2 separate regions of the Homo sapiens genome follow, and region 1 is linked to region 2. Evidence: read pairs that join two places in POLR2A ChIA-PET (ENCODE). Cell type or tissue: GM12878. All regions are shown on one strand. Each heading gives the region's core, and the rest is flanking DNA. Links, peaks and the distances in the headings are about the cores only. Region 1 overlaps UMAD1 (UBAP1-MVB12-associated (UMA) domain containing 1). Region 2 overlaps GLCCI1-DT (GLCCI1 divergent transcript).

Region 1 (8,349 bases), core at 150-8,149, 110 kb before region 2:
TGGTCGCCTCTTCTTTCTCTTAACAAGAGGCTGGCACAGCATTTCCCACATACCCTGTATGCCGTCACTTGCAGATGTGATTATTGCAGAACCTTAATCTGAATCTCAGAGTGGAAACTGGTTGACATGAGGGCACAAATTCTGACACAGTCCAGAATTTTTTTTTTCTTTTTGCTTTCAACAGCCTCTTTGCCGCAGACTTACCATTTCTCCTTTCAAGGTGGAGCTAAATGTTTAAATACTATCACATAGGTCCTGGTTGTTTTAAAGTGTCCTACCTAGTTATGCCTCTGCTATTAACTTTTATTTTGTATTGTTAGTAGGTCCTCTTAAAGGAGCCCAGGTGCATTTTATAGCAGTGACTGGCGTTGGTAGTATCTTCCCCAACATCACTGTGTTGGAATTGGCATTCATTGATGTTAAGATCAAAATGACAGCTCTTCTTTTGTATGACTTCACCTAACACATGATTATCTGGATTCATTTTTCTTATCTTTTTTCCATTTTAGTTCAAAGTTAGACTGTAAGAAATAAAGTTAGACTCTAAGAACACAAGGCTGATTCATTAAGTAAGTACATTTTTTCTTAGGCATCTACCATCCACAGGTTTCTCATCCCTACCCTCCAGTGCCATGTAAGATGCTAGTGATCCATCTAATATGTTAAACACATTCACATAAAATATTAGGGACCCCTTAATTTACTGTTTACAGCCTTTATGCTTCTAAAAAGATTTTTAGTTTGCATTAAGAACTTATCTTTTTACAATTTATACTTTAAAACAGTAGAAAAGACATAGATAATTTCTGTTTAGTACAAAAGAATCCCCACCCAAGGTAAATCTTTTTTACGTAAAAAAATTTACATAAATTATTACATAATAGACTTCTAGGGCTGCACTGTCCAATATGGTAGCCACAGTCACATGTGGCTATTGAACATTTGTAATGTGGGTAGTCTGAATTGAAACTTGCTGTAAGTGTAAAATATGAACTGGATTTCAAAGTCTTAGTGTCATAAAATGAATTTAAAATTTTCATTAATAATTTTTTATACCAATTATGTTTTGGACTGACGTTTTAGATATATTGGGTTAAATAAAATATATTATTAAAATTAATTTTAGCTATTTCCTTTTCCTTTTTTACTGTGGCTACTGGGAAATTTTAAATTACATATGTAGTTCTTATTAATTTCTATTTAACAAGCTGCTCTATAGGGATCAAGATCTTCTCTTCTAACCCTGTCATTTTAGACTTCAGGAAACCTCATAGAATTTAGAGAATTTAAGTGACTTGCTTTAGGTCACATAGCATTTTAGTATAGTAGTAAAGCTTGAGACTAGAAATTTCTTTTAAATGTTAAGACTAGTGCCCTTCTCAGTGAAACTAGCTTTTTGTGACTCTGACACTTTTATTATAAGAGGAAATGTCTATTCTTCAGAATTTTTCACTGAACTCTTTAAAGCAAAGAGTCTCTCTATACTGTAGGTAAATGTTCCTTTTTGTTTGTTTCATAAATTTGAAATATCAGTTATTAGCTATTCTTAAAATGGCGATGGTTTTCCCTATGAAAACCTTACATACAGAACCGTTATGGCAGCAGAAATATTTTTTAAATAGATCTAGTTAATACCGTAGTAGAGTTTTCAAATTTCCTTGCACACTTGTAATACAAATATGTCATAAATTACAAATTTTTATTGGGTATCTTCCAATAACAGCTATCATGTTAGCATATAACTGGGAAATGATGCCAGTAAGAATAAGGCCTCCAGGCTATGTATTTCCTTGGTAAATTGTTAATACTAGGCAACTATTTATTTTCTCTTGCTAAGCTTTAACACTCTCTTTGCTAGTATTGTGAGAACAGTCTATCTTTGAGTGAGAGATTTACTCAATCATAGTAAAGTAATCCAGAATTCAGTTCTTAAGAACAGTGTCGAGTAGTGCTGCGTGATGTATGAACTGTGACCTTGGGCCATTTATTTAATGTGTCTGTGTCTCACCTTCCTATCTGTAAATTGGGGTTAATACTATTTATCTGTAAGGTAGTTGTGCAGATTTCAATGACACGTGTAAAGAATATATAGCATGATATTCCATAATATCTCATAGTGTCCATTTTATCTCAAAGAAAAGGTAAAGATCAAGTATTTATTCTTTTCTTTAAAATATCTTTAGTCTTCTCCTGTTCCCTAGAAATCCTCTACCACTGAACTAACAGTTTTTGGTCAAATCTGGTCATAGTGACATCTTATTTTCCATAGATACGTAAAAATTTGTAATTATTACCTGCAAGAGATATTACAATTCATACAACACTAATAGCTGGAGATACTTTCATTACAAATACAATGTTCATAAAATATCACATGTATAAAATAAATGTAAACAGATGATACTATCTTAAAAAGCTCAGCTGAGTAGTAATATTTTTTAATTGGATTTTCAAAATCATGGTAAAATTTTGATATGTTTTGATGGCTATTCCAAATACTGCTATTATAACATTGAATTGGATTTTAAAACTTGATGTGTACTGAGAGTTAGATTGTCGAAACCAATACTTTTCAATAATAACTCTTCCAGAATTTCAAATATTTTAACATGGAAGTATGGAAATTGAGTCACATAAGTTTACTTAAAAGACTTTTCATTCTATTTTAAAAATATATTTGATCCACCGCATATTCTCACTCATAGGTGGGAATTGAACAATGAGATCACATGGACACAGGAAGGGGAATATCACACTCTGGGGACTGTGGTGGGGTCGGGGGAGGGGGTAGGGATAGCATTGGGAGATATACCTAATGCTAGATGACACATTAGTGGGTGCAGCGCACCAGCATGGCACATGTATACATATGTAACTAACCTGCACAATATGCACATGTACCCTAAAACTTAGAGTATAATAAAAAAAAAAAAAAAAAAAAGACAGCAATGCAAAAAAAAAAAAAAAAAATATATATATATATATATATATATATATATATATATATATATATATATATTTGATCATAATAATTGTTTTAAAGTGATACAGCTTAGGGTGACCAATGAACATGGTTTGCCTGGGACTGTCCAGTTTTAGCATTGAAAGTTCTGCATTCCAGGAAGCCGTTTAGTTCTGAGCAAACCAAGATGGTTTTCACTCTAGCTGATGCTTCACAGTTTACATAGCTTTGTGTATATATATATATATTCTCACTGGATCTCTGTGAGATAGGAATGACAGTATTGTCATCACCATTTCATTAGAGAGGCCACATGCTCAGTTACCCTGGCTACCTGAATTAGCTTCAGGTCCCATTCTTTATGACATTGTCTCCTTTCCTCCAGATTTCAGTTGAAACCTCCCCTCCCCAGTGAGCGTTTCTCTGAATGTGCAGTCAAAATGAGTTGTCTTTTTCCCTCTTCATCCCTACTGCCCATCCCATCTCATTTCATTGCATGTTACTCCCCCTTATAACACTTCCCACAGTTGGTTTCCTAGTGTTTTGCCCAAGTTCCACACTGGACTGTAATTCTCACCAAGGCAGCATCATGACTCTTCCCGACTCTGGTGCCGGGCACATTATAGGGACTCAAATCTAAATGAAGCCTTGCTATGTTGCCCAGGCTGGTTTTGAACTCCTGGCTCAAAGCAATTCTTCTGCCTCAGCCTGTCAAAATGCTGGGATTACAGGCATGAGGCACCCAGGATGCACATTTTTTAACTGCAAAAACCGAAACCATTATCTATACCCATTTGGCCAAATTTCTCAAAGCCACTTGGTTTTTTCTACATGTAGCTACAAAATTCTTAAGATATTTTTAGTTGACAGTCATCTTTTGATGTATCGAACCAATATGAATTAAGCCAATGAGGAATTTTTAAACTTATTAAATAAAGAAGTGAATTGTTGAAAGATACCTGTAGAAGCTCCTTTGAACTAATGATGTATTACCTGGCATAGTATTTTGAAAAATGATAATTTTTAACCATTGTTAACATTATTAATCAACTACAGTATAACCTGTTTCAATTTACTAGTCTCTGTTTCATTTTTCCCTCAAATAACTGATTTTAACAGACTCTGTTGTACTACTAAATGTTTCAAGATATATATTATGGCCAATCTGTGTTTTAGTTTGCCATCTCAAAATAAAATGACACATGATTAATGTTTTCAGAAAGAAAACACATTTTAGCAATTTTTGATACATTGCTGTGAAATTGGTAATTGGGCTGAAGTTACACGAGTGTTGGTTGGTTTCCTGCAGGAAGTCTTCACTTTCTATATCAACAGTTGATCTGGTGTCTAAAGTGTTCACAGTTTGGTTAAAATTATACTCGATACCAAAGATAGTACTTCCACCAAGGAGGGTAGAGTCAAATAACACTTATGGTGTTCTCAAAAATGACAATAGAGGATATGCCAAATCAAGCTTACTATTATTGAAATGTTTGCTTGAAAAAGTTATTTTTCTGAGCATTGTTAAAGGAAGGGAAAGGGAGAGATTTATGAAATCTTGCCTGGAAGGTGACACAGGGGTTTGAAAGCCAGTAAATAATTATAAAAATTATAATTATTATTCAGTCATCAAACTTAAAGGAAAAGACAACCAGAAAGTCAAGTCTGCTTTTAGGATTATTAGGTCAATTATCAGTATTTTTGAAGGAAAGAATTTTTTAAGCTATCCATATGCTGGCAATTTTTTCATATTTTACTGCCAACTTTATTTAAACTACTTTCTCAATTTGCAAGGATAACAATACAATTTCTCTTGTTCTTTGAAAAACTCTATATGCCACATTCTTAAAGTATTATTGTTCTACCTGTTATGTAAGTTATGGTTCGATTTTATATTACGTGCACTTCTTGGAATGAAATATTTCCCTTATGTTGAAATTTGGGATAATGCTGAGTATGATGGACTTGATGGACATGTTCAAATTTCATTGTAGAGAGTGAGGTAATAGTGACTAACATTTATTGATTACTTACTGCATTCTGCATTCTGTATTGAGGATCTTTGCCAACATTATCTCATTCAATCCTCACATCTTACAAATAGATTCACTTATTCCCATTTTGACTGCCCATCCCATTTCTTTTCATTGCGTGCTGCTCCTCCTTATAACACTTCCCACAGTTGCTTTTCTTGTGTTTGAGAATAAAAAGTGACTGAGGTACAGAAACATAAGGTAGCTTTTCTAAGGTCACACAAATGGGGAGCTGTTAACTACTATATTTATGTTGTGTCCTGCAGTTCAACACAGTTCACTATAAAAGTAGTTGTAGGGTTATGCACATAGAAGTTTACCCAGTGTAAAGCTAAGGAGTGTGGCCAAGAGCAAGACAGGTACTGTGGTCTAGTGAATTCTGGGAGGTCTTCTGAAGGAAGGATAGAGGATGAAACCACTCTATGACCCAACCCTGCGATGGTCATTCAACAGTATTTATTGAGTGTCTACTGTATACCAGGTATTCTCTCATATACTGCACATACAACAGAGTGGACAGGGACCCTGCCTCATGGAGTTTACCATTTAGTAGGAGATTCAGACCAAAAACTAAACTAAAATAAAAATAGGCAAACAAATAAAATTACATCAGACCATGGTAAGTACAGCAAATGAAATAATCTGTGGATTGAAACAGCAGTGTAGAGAATGGGGTGAATGGGGTCACATACTTTAAGATGGAGTGGACAGAGCAGGCCTCTCTGAGTGGTTTTAAGCTGAGACTTTTAAGAGTTAGGAGGATATGCTCAGTGGGAAGCAAGGAGTTTTAGATAGAACTGTGGAGCAAAGGCAAATTAAAATATGATGCCTTTTCACATTCAGATTGGCAAAGATTAAAAAGTCTGAAAACACCCATTTTTGATGATGTTGTAGGGAAAAGGAAAACCTTCATGCCCAGTATAAGTCTGTACAACTACTCTAGAGACCAATTTGGCAATAGCTAGTAATTGTGAAGATACAATTTTGTATATAAATCCTAGAGCAATTATTCTTAAAAGAAGTTTTAAAAACTATCTATCCCCATGACATTTTTAAGCTATCATAAAACTTTTCCTTTATAACTTTAATAGTTACAAAGATAAGAATTTTTTACAAATTACAAATATTGATATTTAAATATGAAACTCTTACATCATTCTTTCAAACATATTTAATAATATATCCAATGGAATTGAGATCCCACAGCAATTTGATACATTACATCATCCATTTAAAAAATACATGAACAAGCTAAGCTCTTTCTCAATTCAGAAATTTTGCATCGTTCCTTTTTCTCCTTGAACTCAGATTTCCATCTACTTCCCCCCAAAGAATTGTATCTTTTATCTTGAATGTCTTTTATTGATCACAATATCATATTTCTTGGCAACAAAGAAAACTGATATAAGTTAATTTAAAATATATGTATATTTACCATGACCATAAGGCCAAGTGTTATAAAATTTCTTCTGACTTATTATTTTAATTATTTCTGGTATATAATCAGTCAAAACAATATAAGTAATTCCATGTTTTGACAATTATTAAACATGAAGGTAATTTTTTAAGAAACATATATCTTAATGTGATGGAAGAGCTTGATATTTTTCAATTAATTCATATATCTGAGGACAATTATTACTAGAATAATGCTAACGATAAAATGAAGTGAAGGATTTGGGGGTCTTACAAAGGTGTATTAGTGATTTTTAAGCACCTTATAAGTAGAATATACATTTCTTTTAAGTTCATCTAAATATTATAGATGGGTTGCAATAAATTTTAAAATGAATGTGGATTTATGATATCCAAAAATATTTGGGGAAAAAATGAAATACTTCTTTTATGAGTCTAATTAAGTGTTCAAAGATATATAAAACCTAACTTATGACCAGTATATATATTTTTACTTGAACATGTAGCTTTGATATGTTGGAAGTAAAAGTGAAATTTTCACAACTAATCTATTCTGTCTCTTATAGATTTACCTATTCTGACTGGTTCATACAAATGGAATAATATAATATGTGGTCTTTTGTGACTGGCTTCTTTCAGTTAGTGTAACGTTTTCAAGGGTCATCCTTGTTGAAGCAGTACTCCATTCCTTCTCATTCCTTTTATTGTTGTATAATATTCCATTGCGTGGCTATACCACATTTTGTTTATCTATTCATCAGTCTATGAATATTTGAGTTGTTTTCACCTTTTGACTATTGTAAATAATACTATTCTGAACATTTATGTACAAGTATTTGTTTGAATGCCTGTTTTCAATTTTTTTGATACATACCTAGGAGTAGAATTACTGGGTCTTATGTAACTCTGTTTAACCTTTTGAGAAGCTGCCAGAACATTTTCTGAAGTAGCTGCACCATTTGCACTCCCACCAGAAGTGTGGGAGTGTTCCAGTTTCTCCACATCCTGACCAGAAGTTGTTATTATCTGACTTCTTGATTATAACCATCCTGCTGGGTGAGAACTGGTATTTCATTGTGGTTTTGATTTGCATTTCCTTGGTGACTAGTAATATGCTTATTGGGCTTTTGTATATCTGCTTTGGAGAAATGTCTACTCATATCCTTCGCTTATTCTTTTTAATTCATTGTCTTTTGAGTTGTTGAGGTTTCTAAAAAATATATTCTAGATGCAAGTCCTTTATCAAATATATACTTTTTAAATATTTCCTCTCATTCTGTGGGTTGCCATTTTACTTTTTGATAATGTCCTTTGAAGCATAGAAGTTTATATTTTTGATGAGGTCTTATCTATTTTTTCTTTTGTTGCTCATGCTTGTGGTGTCATATGTATGAATCCATTTCAAAATGTGAGGCCCTGAAGATTTACCCTTATGTTTTCTTCTAAGAGTTTTATATGTTAGCTTTTATAGGCTTTTGATCAACTTTGAGTTAATTTTTGTATATGGTTTGAGATAAGGGTCCAGTTTCATTATTTTGCTGTGACTATCCAGTTGTCCCAGCAATATTTGTTAAAAAGACTATTCTTTCCACATTGAATGGTCTTGGCACCCTTATCAAAAATCAGCTGACCGCAGATACGTGGCTTTATTTCTGGATGTTTGGAAAAACTCAAACTGTTTTTCCTCTACTCTCACATCAACATAACAGCAGCCAACACAGAAGATTTCTGTGACCTCAAAATATGTGGGGATATCACTCTACCAGCAAGCAGGCAATTAGTTCTGTAGAAGACACCTGCTGGGTGTCCTCCAGTTCAATTTTACTTCATCTTTTTCGAGATAGTGTCAGATCCCACAGATTGTGGGCTCAATCCCCAAGATTGCCCCACACCTCAGACAACAGTCACAAGTCCAGGCCCCTGGATCTTCTGACAGAC
Region 2 (8,349 bases), core at 29-8,028:
TGTTGGGATTACAGGTGTGAGCCACAATGCTTGGCTTGAATTCTTAAAAAGAACTTATGATGTAAGTTCTATGATATAAGTAAATAACTCGGGTTGTACTTGTAGGCCATCATGACAAGGATGACTGCTTTTCTGTGCTGTACTTATTTCTTGGTTCTGATTCTTTATCTTACTTAGAAGCAGCTCCTTCATTGTTTCAAGTTGCTTTCATTAATTTGAGTCAGTTTTACTTCTATGGTGTTATCCATACACTCTTTCTTTTTTGTTACTTGTTTTGTTAATTTTGATTACATTTAGAGGCAAATGAATTTATGTGCACTTCCCTAGATCAAGGTGAAACCATGACACATCTATGTGGTAAAGTATAGCTATGACATAGAAATAAAGGGTACCTCTTTTTAAGCAGTTTTCTCCTAATGTAAGTCCAATAGTGCTGAAATTGTCTTCAGACTTACAAGTTTGAGTAGATTTTAGTATGTCATCTGTATGGATTATGAATTTGTAGGCTTTGGGTCTGAAAGCTGTAATTATCAATGTTTGAAAGACATCTGTGAAGGTGAGGATATGGAGACAATTAGCCAAAAGTTAGATATATAATTACCACACCCTGCCTTCCTATCAGGAACTCTGGATATTTAAAACAAATTAGGACCTTTAGACAGGCCCTTCTCTTATCAGGGTGCATCATCGGGTTGCCTTGAATGTAGGTAATCAATCTCTTAGCCAGTAAGTGTCCTCTCTTGCATATACTATTAGCTCACAGGTCTTTCAGAGACCAACGTGGAAAAGAACCATGCCTCTCAATTACATCCCTGGCTCTTGCTACAGAGGGAATTTTTATAGTGAAGAAAAAACACTGGGGAAAAAAGTCACCCAATTTTTATAGTGAAGGAATCAGAAGACCTGGCTTCTACTTCTAGTCTCTCATGTGCTATCTGTGACCCCAGCCAAGGTTGTGGGCCTCCATTTCCCCATCTGTCAAATGGAGACAGCATACATGTTCTAACGTCACAGAATTGTTGTGGTGATACAAAAAAGTCATAGATCTGAAAGCGCTTTTAAAAGTTCTGTGAAGTTTCTATAAAACCCAGGAAATTGGGAAAAAATCATGCAGAGTCACATCATTTCCTTGGAATTTGGAACATTTGTTTCTCTTCCCATCTGTGACTAAGTACTACACATATATGTTTTGATATTTATGAAACCATTGAGTACATAGTTACACTATGAATAGTTACGACTGGAAGGTATTGAGAAAAATGACAAAATTCCTTGTTATTGATAATTAACAAAGGAACTAATCCTTTCAAGGGTAAAGCTACTTAGACCTGGCTCACAGCACTTATGCTCTAACTGATTTTCTTTAAAGAAAACTCCTGAAGAGTTTTCTAAGAACAAGTGAAGCAAGATTGGACCCTGAGTACGGAAAGTGGGCAGCTAAAGCTTCTTTCCTCAATAACAAGTTTAAGTGCCTTATTTATTTTTGTATTATTAAGTGACACTTGTGAAAATACTTTGTTGAGTAATGATGCTGTGGCAAAACTAAAGTTTATTTAGGACACTGCTCCGCCCAAGGTGAGCAATTAAAGCAGGTATGTAAACCTGCTCCCCTGGGCTCCTCCACTCAACCACTTAAGTAAGTAGTGCTAGAAATGAAAAAGGGTGTGGGGCAAGATACATGGCATGGCTGGGGGTGAGAAGAAGTTGGAAGGGGAAGAGGAGGCCCCATGAAAGAATGAAAAAAAGTGTGAAGGTTGATAGGGAATCTATAACTAAAAATGGATTCTAACTGATGACTGATATCACTATATCAAGTTAATACAAATTGAGATGGCATAAGATTGATTAAAAAACAAACAACAAAAAAATTCTTTTTCCCGCATGGTATAATAATAACCACCTTATTTTAAATGTAGCCAGGAAGGGTTGTGTTTGTTCATGTGATCAGGTTTCCTCACTTCCCACACCTGGGGAAGTATCGGCTAATATTGATTTAGCACTAATTTATACCTGATGGTCAGGATCAACTAGAATGGAGAAAAACTGGTACAAATTAGAGGGGCTTTGTGTTCCCAGAAAGCAGTTTGGGCTGCGACTATTGTGTATCAATACAAATCACTTTTTCTAGGAGGAAATGGAAATAAATTTTTCAAGGACCCGTATCTATTCTCAGCTGCTGTACTGCTAGTGTGCTCAAGATTTTGTTTAAATATGTTAGGAATGGATAAGATCAAGTTGCATTCTTATATTTTACTATGTTAGTTTATTAATCTGGGAGCTAAGCAAACCAGAAGCAGAACAGGCTTTAAAATATCTGACTCATTATTATATTATACATAATAACTGTTAGCTAGTCAGGTCCATTTCCCTTTTCCTCAATGAAATTTGCTATAATAAAAAAAATCTATAACCTAGTCTTATATATTTAAACACCACTGTAGATTATTTGGAACCATAGAATTAGATACCAATCATGTAAAATGAGTAGACCTCTTAGATTTTTTAAAAAAAATTCTACAGGTAGAATTTTAAAAGGTGTTTTCTTTTGGTAATTTCCATGAATTGATGTCAGGTATCAATGTTTCTATGTATTTGGCTGAAAATGGAGATAATATTTTGGGCCTGAAATTATACTTGGTAAACTTTCATTTATTTCATATCTACTGTTGCGCAAATTTGCCTGATCATAAAGATCACCTGAGGAACTTGTTAAAAATTATACAGTCCTAACCCTCCCACCAGCAGACCAGCTGAATTAGACTCTCCAGGAAAGGGGACTGAAATCTGTGTTTTTAGCAAGGGACCCAGATATGCCTGATGATCTGACACATGTGGAAAATACAGTTTTGTTTCCTTTTCGTATTCCTCATGATGCCAGAGCTCTTCAACCCTATATTCACTTCTGACTATCTTGCTCTCCACTGATTGCACTGTTTTCTACTCCACCCTACCTGTATTAATTTGTTTTGTGCTGCTGTAACAGAATACCATGGGCTGGGTAATTTATAATGATACCACAGACTGGGTAATTTATAATGAACAGAAACTTACTGGCTCACAATTCTGGAGGCTGTGAAGTCCAGTATCAAGGTGCCAGCAGTCGGTGAGGTTCTTCTTGTAGCATCATCTCATGGCAGAAGGTGTCACATGCTGGAAGAGCAAAAAGAAAGAGAGAGAGAGAGAGAATGAATAAGGGGGGTGAACCCCCACCTGCAATAGTGAACCCACTCCCATGATAATGCCAATAATCCATTCATAAGGGCAGAGTCCTCATTACCTAATCACCACTTAAAGGTGCCACCTCTTAATACTATTACAATGACAATTAAATTTCAACATGAGGGGGTGGGGGCAGAAAGAAAGAAAAAAAAGTTCAACGTGAGTTTTGGAAAGGACAAACATTCAAACCATAGCGCCATCTAAGAAGTAAGGCACACTTCATCAGCCACTGTGGCCTTTTGTAGCAGTGAGTGTCTGCTATGGTGGTAGTGGAAAACAAGTCTTGGGCAGGGAGGTAAGGGATGGAATGAAGGGTTGGAAGTATGGTTCAGAAAAGTCTTTCAAGAGATTCTGATCTTCTCCTTGACAATTGGTTTGTAGATGACTTTGCTACCTTCTGAAGTGGCCACACTCAACCTCCCTTTGCTCGATCCAAAACTCTGTCTTACTTTTGACCTCTTATCCTCCTTCCTTCCTGTAGTAGAAGGGGAAACATTGTGCCTTTTTGTCAATGTTGTGCTCTTGATCAAATCCTTTAATGCTAATGGAAACTAAATCTATTAATCTTCCTCCCCATTCAAACGCTTCTTGATGTTTTTCTCCTTCGGCTTCTTTGGCTTATGGGTATATCGATAGGAATATTTTCTCTTTTCTTTTTTCTTTTTTTTTGAGACAGAGTCCAATGGTGTGATCTTGGCTAACCACAATCTCCGCCTCCCGGGTTCAAGTGATTCTCCTGACTCAGCCTCCCAAGTAGCTGGGATTACAGCATGGGCCACCACGCCCGGCTACTTTTGTATTTTTAGTAGAGATCGGGTTTCTCCATGTTGGTCAGGCTGGTCTCAAACTCCCGACCTCAGATGATCTGCCCGCCTTGCCCCCCCAAAGTGTTGGGATTACAGGCGTGAGCCACCGCACCTGGCCTGTCTTTTCTTTTAAACTAGACTAACATGTACTTTCTTTGGCTCTGCTCAACCCCAAGATCCCATTTTATATCATGCCTTATTTTAATTGTTACACTCTTAAAAGGAATATTCTGCATTGATGCATCTACCTTCGTACCCATCTTGCTAACTTAGTTGTAATCTGGCTTCGATTGGGCCATATTTTATGGACACTATTGGCTTGAAGATGATCAGTGATGAGATCCAGTGCTTTTTGCTTAGCTCTTAACCTGCTTTCCCATTCAGCAGCATGTGACATTGCTGATCACCTTGTCCTTTTAAAAGCTGCATCAATTAGTGGTCATTTGATATAACAGCAGAAACCTACTCAAATTATTGACATGACAAAAGGGATCTGAGTACAAGACTATAGGAAACTCTCCCACAGAAAGTATAGTAGGACTGTACAAGGACTGGAATAATGAATGATGAAGCCATCAGCAACAAGTAAAGTTATAACAAGTAATTATTGAACACGTGGTATATCCTAGGAACTACATAGGTGTTAAGTGATCAAGTAGTGAACAGAAGAGACAAACAAGGTCGCTGCCTCTAGAGACTTTACAATCTAGTAGGAAAGACTTGCCATTAGGAGGTAAACAAATGTGTATTGACAACATTTAATGAGCAAAATAGATGGAAAAAACTGACTTAATGATAGATTATTATAGGTTATTAGTGATGGGTGAGGACTCAGGAAGGACATTCTAAGACATGGCATTTCAAGGGAATTGAGGAGCAGGGAGGTAGAAGTGATTTAGGCTGAGGAGACACCTGTATGCAGGCCATGCAGGAGCGTTTCAGGGGAAGTGAAAGGAGGCATTGTGGCTGGAACTGAAAAGGGGAGGAGAAGAGTAGAGCAAAAGTAGTCAGGCCAGGTCAGGCCTTTTAAGCTATTTTAAGGAATTTGGATTTCATTGCAAAGTTATTGGAAGACACCAAACCTTTTTTTTTTTTTGAGATGAAGTCTCAATCTGTTGCCAGGCTGGAGGGCAGTGGCATGATCTCGGCTCACTGCAACCTCCACCTCCCTGGTTCAAGCGATTCTCCTGCCTCAGCCTCCCGAGTAGCTGGACTATAGGCACGTGCCACCATGCCCAACTAATTTTTGTATTTTTAGTAGAGACGGGGTTTCACCATGTTGGCCAGGATGGTCTCGATCTCTTGACCTTGTGATCCACCTGCCTTGGCCTCCCAAAATGCTGGGATTACAGGCGTGAGCCACCGCGCCCACCCGACACTGAACATTTTTAAGCAGGAAATGTGGCTCAACATATTTCCAAGTTTACCCTGACTAATAAGTAGAAACTAAATTAAAGAAGGCAAGAGTAGAAGCTGGGAGGCAAGTTGAGTAGCTGCAGCAATAGATTAGGTAAGAGATGACAGTAGTTTGACTTAATGTAATAGCAGAAGAGATAGAAGTGGATGGATTAGACATCCATTTATTAAAAACAAATGAGAGGACTAGCTGCTGGGTTGGAGGGGGCGATGGTGGGGAGAAAAATGAGAAATCAAAAATATTGTCTAGGTTAATTGTTTGGAATAACTGGATAGATGGTGAAACCATTTGCTGAAATGGGGAAAAAATGGGGACAATTTTCTCAGAGGTTAAGAGAAAGCAGGAATATGGAAATTAAGATTTTAGGCCCATTTTAGACACATTCACTTCAAGTATTCATGGGTACTTGACGTATCAAGCAGGCAACTGAATATACAAATATGAATCTTGGAGGAAATGTCTGGGCTGGAGAGTTTCATTTAGGAGTTGCCAGCATTTTGCAGTATTTAAAGCCATGGGAATGTCTAAGATTACCAAGAAGGTGAGTTTATACAGAAGCAAGCAGAGAATAGAGGCCAATTTTTAGAGGGAACTAGAGGAGGAAGAACCTGAAGAGCACTGAGCAGTAGTGGTTAGAGAAGTAGGAAACAGAACAGGTGAGTACAGTGTCCCAGACTCCTATAGAAGAGATTTTTTTAAAGAACTGAGCCTGACCAGCAATGTGGAAAACTGCTAAAAGCTGGAAAAGGAAGAGGTCCCAGAAATATCCACTGGGTCTGGCAATATGGAGGCAGTTGATATTGATTAGCAGTTTTCAGTGGCATGAAGCCAGATTGGAATAGACTAAACAGGAAAATAGTAGATTAATAGGATTAAATAGGATATCAGAAGTAACATGTAGACATCTCTGTCAAGAACTGTTGCTGTGACAAGATCAAAGAATTTGGACCATAGATGGAAAGGGATGGCAGAAGAATCTTTGTTTTGCCTTTTAAAGTAAATGTTGGCATAACAGCATGTTCAAACATTACTGGGAAAAATCAATAATTTGATGATGAAGAAGATGGAGATAATAACTGCAGAAATGAAGTCCCTGAGAGACAAGAGGGTCAGAATTTAAATCAGAAGTGGAGGAGATGGCTTTCGATAGGAAAGGAGAACATGTATTACCTGTACAGAAAGGAAAAAGAAATTGATCCAAATGTTGAAAAAATCATAGATTTGATGGTGGGACTGTAGTGGAGATGTATCAGCAGGAATGGGTCTGGAGTTGGGGTGGTTTTGGAGGATTGAATAAAATGCATAAGAAACAAAATAATCATCATGGGAAAGTGAACTTCCTCTCAGACTCTCTCCCTCTTTCTGGTCACCTGGTGTGATTTCTCCTTCTTTCTGTAAGTCACTTCATTCTTTTCTCTCAGAAGGCAGGTTTCCTCTGCTTCTCTGTGCCCATGACAGAAAATGGCCACTCTATGCACAATTCTTTATAGAAAAATATTTTATTTCTTAATTTCAGATTCCCAAAGGAGAAAATTTAATTGGCCCAGCTTTAGTCAGTTGTTGAACTCGGGTGAAATCAACCATGGCCAGAGGGGCAAGGTTATTTGGGACATACATAGCTGTCAGGCCCAAACCCTCTATGTGTTGGGGGAGGATTGGTTCTCAGAGAAGAGGGATATTAGTTTGTCAGATGACCCACGAAGCAGCTACCAAACTTATTTTCTGAGACCCTGAACTCTATTTTAAGGAGTACTTCTGCCCTGCCTTCTTTTCTAGTATTGTTTTCTTTCATTTTTTTTTTGTTGTTGTTGTTTTGTTTTGTTTTTTACTTATCCCTCCATGACTCACGTATAAATTTTCACAATTTTGTTTTTCACCTTCTTTTCATTTCTATGCTTTTCTCCTTTGTGACCATGGCTTCAGCTACCATATGGACATGGATAGCCCCCAAATCTATATCTCTTGTCTTCTCAACTTCACTGTCGTTTAAAAGCTGTCTCTATTTGGATATTCTCTGGTTATTTTATTTATAGCTGAACTCATTATCTTTTCACCAAACCTCCTCCTTCCCTTAGCTGCCTTGTTTGTGTTAAAGCCATGACTATCTTCTCAGGCATCCAAGCTTGAATCTTCAGAACTGTCTGGCGTTCTCTTTTCAAAGTCCACATGATCATCAGCTGAGAAGGAGCATGACTTTCACCTTATTTCACTCTCCATGTCCTTTGTCATTCCCCTGACTCATGCCACCTAAACTAATGTGGAGTATCCTCTAAACCTTCTACATCGTCTTCCAACCATCAATCTCTAATTCAATGCTTTAAGCTATTCTTGCATTAATCTTCATAAAGCACAGCTCCACTCATGTTCTCTCCACCCATTCAAGAATCTTCAACAGCTCCTCACTGCATATCCAATAAAGTGCAAACCTTACCTGGCAACCAAGGGCCGTCATGACCCGTCATCAACAGGCTAAGACTTATCTTCCATTAACCATCAGCCAAAGGCAAACTGTTCAATCATCTTCTGCCTGGTTTTGTGCATTCCTACCTACATGACTTCTTCATACTCTTCTTCCTGAAGCCTTTTCTCAAGTGAGCTTTCCTTTCCCTCACTTCAATAATACTCTATTTACATCCTTTTTATATAAGGCAAATCTGTAGATATGGCTTTAGCTTTGTCGGCATATCTTTTTACTCCTCTTTACCAAAGTGTGAGAACAGGTAAACCCTACTGAGTGTAAAACAGTGTCTGACACTTCAAAAACATTCAATAAGTAACCTGACAAGGAGTTGCTATGGCTTGATGCTAGTATTGTTGCTACTAAGCCCGCATTTAGCCTTATTAGGGGCATTAATATGGACCTTTTCAATAAGATGCTGAGTAGGGCACTCTGAAAATTGTGTTTCA

What was found. Peaks named below come from ENCODE experiments on the same cell type or tissue, not always from the same donor. Only the 100,000 strongest peaks of a DNase experiment are listed, where the experiment ranks them.
Region 1: POLR2A ChIA-PET joins it to region 2 with 6 read pairs; 4 of 35 experiments call an interaction of 5 or more read pairs at or near these places.

What each region holds. Positions count from the first base shown.
Region 1 is chr7:7,844,136-7,852,484 of GRCh38, forward strand. The region is part of intron 3 of UMAD1 (UBAP1-MVB12-associated (UMA) domain containing 1); the gene reads left to right. Among named protein-coding and RNA genes, the nearest start is that of GLCCI1-DT, 120 kb to the right of the region's middle. In GM12878, for the core only: no CTCF peak of the experiment used is centred there; no DNase peak of the experiment used is centred there.
Region 2 is chr7:7,955,469-7,963,817 of GRCh38, forward strand. GLCCI1-DT (GLCCI1 divergent transcript) reads right to left here. Exons shown (of 5, transcript NR_110018.1): 2 at 3,052-3,150; 3 at 393-548. Among named protein-coding and RNA genes, the nearest start is that of GLCCI1-DT, 9.1 kb to the right of the region's middle. RefSeq lists an enhancer at 4,735-4,864. In GM12878, for the core only: no CTCF peak of the experiment used is centred there; a DNase peak (open chromatin) is centred at 4,993; H3K27ac peaks cover 1,563 bases.